Regions from separate parts of the Homo sapiens genome. Here region 1 is linked to region 2. Evidence: chromatin contacts called from ENCODE Hi-C data. All regions are on one chromosome and are shown on one strand. Each heading gives the region's core, a stretch centred on a gene start or an enhancer-like site at or near the end of the contact. The rest is flanking DNA. Distances are from core to core; before and after follow the strand shown. Region 1 holds the start of DEFB116 (defensin beta 116). Region 2 has its middle 100 kb from the start of FAM242B.

The links. Hi-C counts contacts between places; a loop is a spot of excess contacts on that map. Pooled maps may share reads with other maps.
Region 1: a map of CD4-positive, alpha-beta memory T cell shows a loop between it and region 2 (14-fold over the local background). The contact joins the promoter of DEFB116 here to the enhancer-like site in region 2. A Hi-C loop is called at or near these places in 7 of 168 maps with a recorded cell type or tissue (A673, CD4-positive, alpha-beta memory T cell, Caco-2 and 4 more), 13 of 37 single-sample maps with no recorded cell type and 16 of 50 pooled maps.

What each region holds. Positions count from the first base shown.
Region 1 is chr20:31,307,169-31,309,868 of GRCh38, reverse strand. It overlaps DEFB116 (defensin beta 116), which reads left to right and starts at 1,284. Exons shown (of 2, transcript NM_001037731.1): 1 at 1,284-1,350. The coding sequence starts at 1,284.
Region 2 is chr20:29,443,706-29,446,405 of GRCh38, reverse strand. No RefSeq gene overlaps it. Among named protein-coding and RNA genes, the nearest start is that of FAM242B, 100 kb to the left of the region's middle. Within about 2 kb of position 1,270, at least 4 of the 41 ENCODE cell types and tissues checked have a DNase peak (open chromatin) inside an H3K27ac peak, as active enhancers do.

The DNA of each region.
Region 1 (2,700 bases), core at 35-2,534, 1.9 Mb before region 2:
TAATCTAATCACAAAGGAAGATAGCAAAAGAGGAAGAAAGGAACAAAGGATGTATAAAATAACCAGAAAAGAATGAACAAAATGGCAAAAGTAAATCCTTACCTATCAATACTTACTTTGAATGTAAATGGATTCAGTTTGCCAATTGAAGGAGTGGCTGAATTGATTTTTTTAAATGACTCAACTGTATTTTGCTTACAAGAGACTCATTTCAGTTTTAAGGAAACACATAGGCTGAAAGTTAAGTGATGGAAAAAGATGTTCCATGGAAAAAGAAACCAGAAAAGAGCAGGAACAGCTTTTCTTACAACAGAAAAAATAGACTTTAGGTAAAAAACCACAAAGTGAGACAAAGAAGGTCATTATATAATAATAAAGGGATCAATTAATTGAGAGATCAGCATGTCCATCACCTCAAATATTTATTATTTATTTGTGATGAGGTCATTTAAAAATCTTTCTTTTAGCTCTTTACATTATTATTAACTATAGATACTGGAGTACTATTCAGCCTTTAAAAAACAGAAAATTCTGTTATTTGCAATCATATGAATGAACCTAGAAGACACTATGTGAAGTGAAATAAAGCAGGCACAGAGAGACACATACCATATGATCTCACTTAGATGTGGAATCTAAAAAAATTGAACTCATAGACGTAGAGATTAGCATGGTTGTTACCAGAGCCTCGAGGGAGGGTGGATGGGGAAAGGGGAGACATTGGTCAATGGGTACAAACTTTCGGTTAGATAGGAGGAATAAGTTCTGGTGTTCTGTGGGCACAGCATGGTGACTACAGTTAAAAATAATTATTTATTTCTTTTTTTACAATTATACTTTAAGTGCTGGGGTACATGTGCAGAACGTGCAGGTTTGTTACATAGGTATACACGTGCCTCACATAGGTATACACGTGCTTATTTCTTATCTAATTGTTTATAAGTTTTTTCAAGTTTGCTTGCTTGCTTGGTTGATTCATTCATTCAAATTCGTTTCACACAAAATGCCAACTGGCTCTAATTTGTCTTTATTTCTTAATGGGAAGAAAGGCCCACACAGACATGAGCACTGCTGGCAAGTCTCCCACGCTTACACAGAGTATCCAGCTCAGATAAGTGATACATGTTGTCCTTCTTCCTGCCTGACATCAGGTATCTCCCATCCCTTTTAGTTCACTGCACAGAACCCTGACGCATTTCCAAAACTAATAAAGGCGGGCTACTGCTCTGCTACAGTGATCTCTGTTTGGTCACCTGCAACACAGCCCTTCATTCTGGTGGAACATGTCAGTCATGAAGCCCTGTTTAATGACCATTGCCATCCTTATGATCCTGGCTCAAAAGACTCCAGGTAACTCAGGCCTCTCTCAAAGGTTCTGGCGTCTTGCATGTGGTACTGGTATCTTGGTGACCTCTGCAGTGACTCCTACTCACATATAGTGGGCAACACCTAAAGCCTTTTCTGGTCTCAGGTGGGTCACAGATGTTATTCCCAAGGTTAATTTCATGTAAAGATCTCCCCTGGTTCTGCTCTGCCAAGACAAATTGAAGAGGTTGTTGATCCTGGCATAGTGGACAGTCTAAGCATGGAACATTTTAGGTAGTGCTGTCATTGGGATGGGGGCTTAATTCATGAGTTAGGTGTGAGAGACTGTGTGCAAGTTGAGGAGCTATAGGAGGGGTATAGCAGTTTGGAGTTGGGTAGGGAGTTGAGGTGGGGAGGTTGTAAGACCTTAGAGATAGGGTAATATCCAAAAAGTGAGTGGGGATGAGCATGGGGTGAATAATTGTATTTATAGGTTGGGCTGAATAGATGTTTTGGTGCATTCTAGAGAGGAAATGGTATTTTTTCTTGAATGGAGCTGGGGTAGAGTTGGTGCAACTGGGAGTTGGGGTATAGAGAGGTTTGTAGCTGGGTTGTGTTTTAGATTGATGCTGTGAATGGGGTTGGGTGGCTTGGATAGTGTTATGTTTGTATGTTTTGCAGTTGGGCTTTTGGTGGTTATTAGAAGAGGTAGGGCTTGAGTTGTAGTTAGTGTTTGCCTAAAGTGGGTATCTTATTCAGTCATGGGTATGTGAGGTTTATCTGGGCAGGGATTGACTTAGCCTGGGTTTGGGGGTGATTAAGCTTGAGTAAGACAGTTGAATTCATCACAGCAGGGTTGTGGCTATTGAAATAAGGAGAATATTGACTCCTTCTCAGATATATGATTTGCAAATATTTTCTCCCATTCCATAGGTTGTTTCTTCATTTTGTAGACTGTTTCCTTTGCTGTGCAGAAACTTTCTAGATTGCTGCAATCCCCTTGTTTATTTTTGCTTTTGTTGCCTGTGCTTTGGTGTCATATCCAGAAAATCCTTCCCAAGGCCAACGTCAAGAAGCTTTTTCTCTATGTTTTCTCCTAGGAGTTTTATAGTTTCAGGTCTTAGATTTAAGTCTTTAATCCATTTTGAATTTGTTTTTGTGTATGGTGTAAGATAAATATCCAATTTTATTATTTTGCATCTAGATACCTAGTTTTCCCAATACATTTATTGAAGAGACTATACTGTCATGAATATGTCCTAGAAATCTACTGTACAACACAGTTCCTATAGTTAACGGTACTGTGTTGGATATTTCAAAAATTACCAAGGGAGTGGATTTTATGTTAAGTGTTCTTAAAATAAGATTTGATGTACCAAAAATAATAAATAAGAT
Region 2 (2,700 bases), core at 21-2,520:
CACGAGCCAGTCATAAAAGAACAAATACTGAATCATTCCAATTATGAGATACTTAGAGTAAAGAAATTCTAGAAACCCAAGTAGAAGAGTGGTTCCTAGAAGCCTGAGGGGAGTAACAAGGAGCTTATTTAATGGGTATAGAGTTTTGTTTCTGCAAGTTGAAAGAAGGTCCGTATGAATGGGAATGATAGTTGCAAAACAATGTGAATGTAGTTAATTTTTCTGAGCTGCAAACTTACAATAGCTAAAATGGTTAATTTGATGTACACTTTACCACAAAGTAAAAAAAAAAAAAAATTAAATAAACAAACTATAGCTATCTGCAATATCATGAATTAATACCATAACTATAATGTTGCATAGAAGAAAGTCGATGTAAAAGTATACATATTATACAATTTCACTCATATAATATCCAAAAAGTGAACGCAACTGAGGTTCTGGCTTCCAGTAATAATTAAGTAAAGTAATTTGTTGAATACTTCACAGATAACTATAACAAAGCTCTTTGGTCACAGGGCTGCAACACTGCAATCTCAGCATGCACCAGGCTCAGGGAGAGTGCGCTAATATCTGGAGGAAGGGACGAGGCTCCGCACTTCTTGCTGGTCTTGCTGGGAGATGCAGTCTCATAAACGCTCCCAGTCCTTTGGTCACAGGGCTGCAGCACTACAATCCTAGCATGCACCGGACTCAGGGAAAGTGCGCGTCCCTGGAGGAAGAGGCAAGGCCATGCGCCCCTCGGTGGGCTTGCTGGGAGATGTAGTCTCATAAACACTCCCAGCCCTTTCATCACCGGGCTGCAAGACTACAGTCCCAGCATGCACACAGCTCGGGGACAGTGCCCATTACTGGTGGAAGAGACTGGACTGTGGGTGCCTCCTTCTACTTGCTGGGAGATGTAGTTTCATAAAGACTCCCAGACTTTCCGGTCCCGTGGCTACAGGACTACCATCCCAGTATTCACCGGGGTCAGGGACAGTGCGCGTCACTGGAAAAAGAGGCGGGGCTGTGTGCGTCTCCCTAGGTTTGCTGGGAGATATATGCTCATAAACTCTTCCAGCCCTTTCCTCAAAGAGCTGCAGGACTACAATCTTAGCATGCACTAGTCTCAGGGACAATGCGTGTCACTGGAGGAAGAGACCGGGCTGTGTGCGCCTCCCTAGGATTGCTGGAAGATGTATTCTCATAAACACTCCCAACCCTTTGGTCAAAGGGCTACAGGACTACAATCCCAGCATGCGCCAGGCTCCAGGGCGAGGCGCAGAACTGGAAGAAGGGGCAGAGTGGTACGCGCCCCACCTAATATGCTGGGAGCTGTAGTCCGTTAACTGCTCTCAGCCTGTTTGTCGGTAGGCTTCAGAACTATACTCCCAGCATGTACCAGGATCCGGGGTGCATAGCCCTGGAGGGAGGGTTAGAGCGGTGTGGACTTCCCAGAGTCCAAAGCACTCCTGAGTTCTTATGCTATGCCAACTCTTTGCAAGGAGAGTGAGTACACAGGTGCACCTGGAGGGCAGGTCTGGGCTGGGCATTGAGGAGGGTATTACCCTACGAAGACACCTTCCCTTTTCCCAAATGGCCGGTTTGTCCTCACCCGATTGAGCCTATCCTTCTCAGGTTCCTCTTTCAATTGCACCCAGGGTTCTTTCCAGAGCATTACGTCTTCTGCAGCCCTAGGCGCTGCCTTCTTTCCTAAACTGCTGTGGAAACTTTCCTGATGTCTGAGACACAGTCGATTGTGCCGCAACCCTCATTTTTCTCTAGCCAGAGCATGCACTTAACCGTTTTTGAGAGAAATCTTTCACCTGGCCTGCTTGTGAGCAGCTTCAGAGCTCTGCAGGGGGTGACAAGGGCTGTGGCTTCCTGGAAATGTCACTCTCAAAGTCGCCTTTTTCACAACTGTGAAAGTCTAGTCATCAGAAGGTTAATTATTGGGTCGCACAAAATCTGCTAAGACTCCGAGGCGTGAGTCTTGTGAGCCATTTTCATCAACCCATTTAAGTGGACATGCTCCAAAATGCAACCTGAAGTTGCTGACTATTTAGGCATTTTACACTTGAAATTAATGGTCTCATCTCAAGTCAGGCCTGGCTTGCCAGTGACTCGGAGCCACATATGGGACCTGATACCTCAGGAACAGATAGTGTTCCAGCTTTATGGGAGCAACTTTTAAGATGTGGAGCACTTGGGGTCATTTGAAACCCGCTATCATCAGTAGGGACTTTTACTTATAAAAAGCATTTGCATTTTGATTTTATCTGTCTTCAACCTGACCCTTTGTTTATTTTAACAGTAAAAAACACATTCCTGGGTGGAGATTTAAGATGCTACTGAGACATGCAATGTATGCACAAATGTGTACAGCTACTGCACTGTGCACCCAGAAGACCAGTCAGAACATGCTTTCTGCAACACTTCTTTCCACCTTCTTATGAATAATCATGCAAAACTCCCATAAAGAGGGTTTCTCCAGCAATAATTAGCTCTGTCTCACTTTTATGAGCAGGCTGCCCTGGAATCTCTTTCTCAGACCGTACCGTCTATTCTGCACTTAATTTTCAAAATATTCTCTTTTTTTGCAATAAATTATGCTGTACTTCTTTTGCTGTGTGTCTCTTAAACTAAGAAGATAAGAAACAAGGTATTACATCAGCCATCAACATTTCTGGTACCATGACCTGGGGAGAGTTTTGTCTG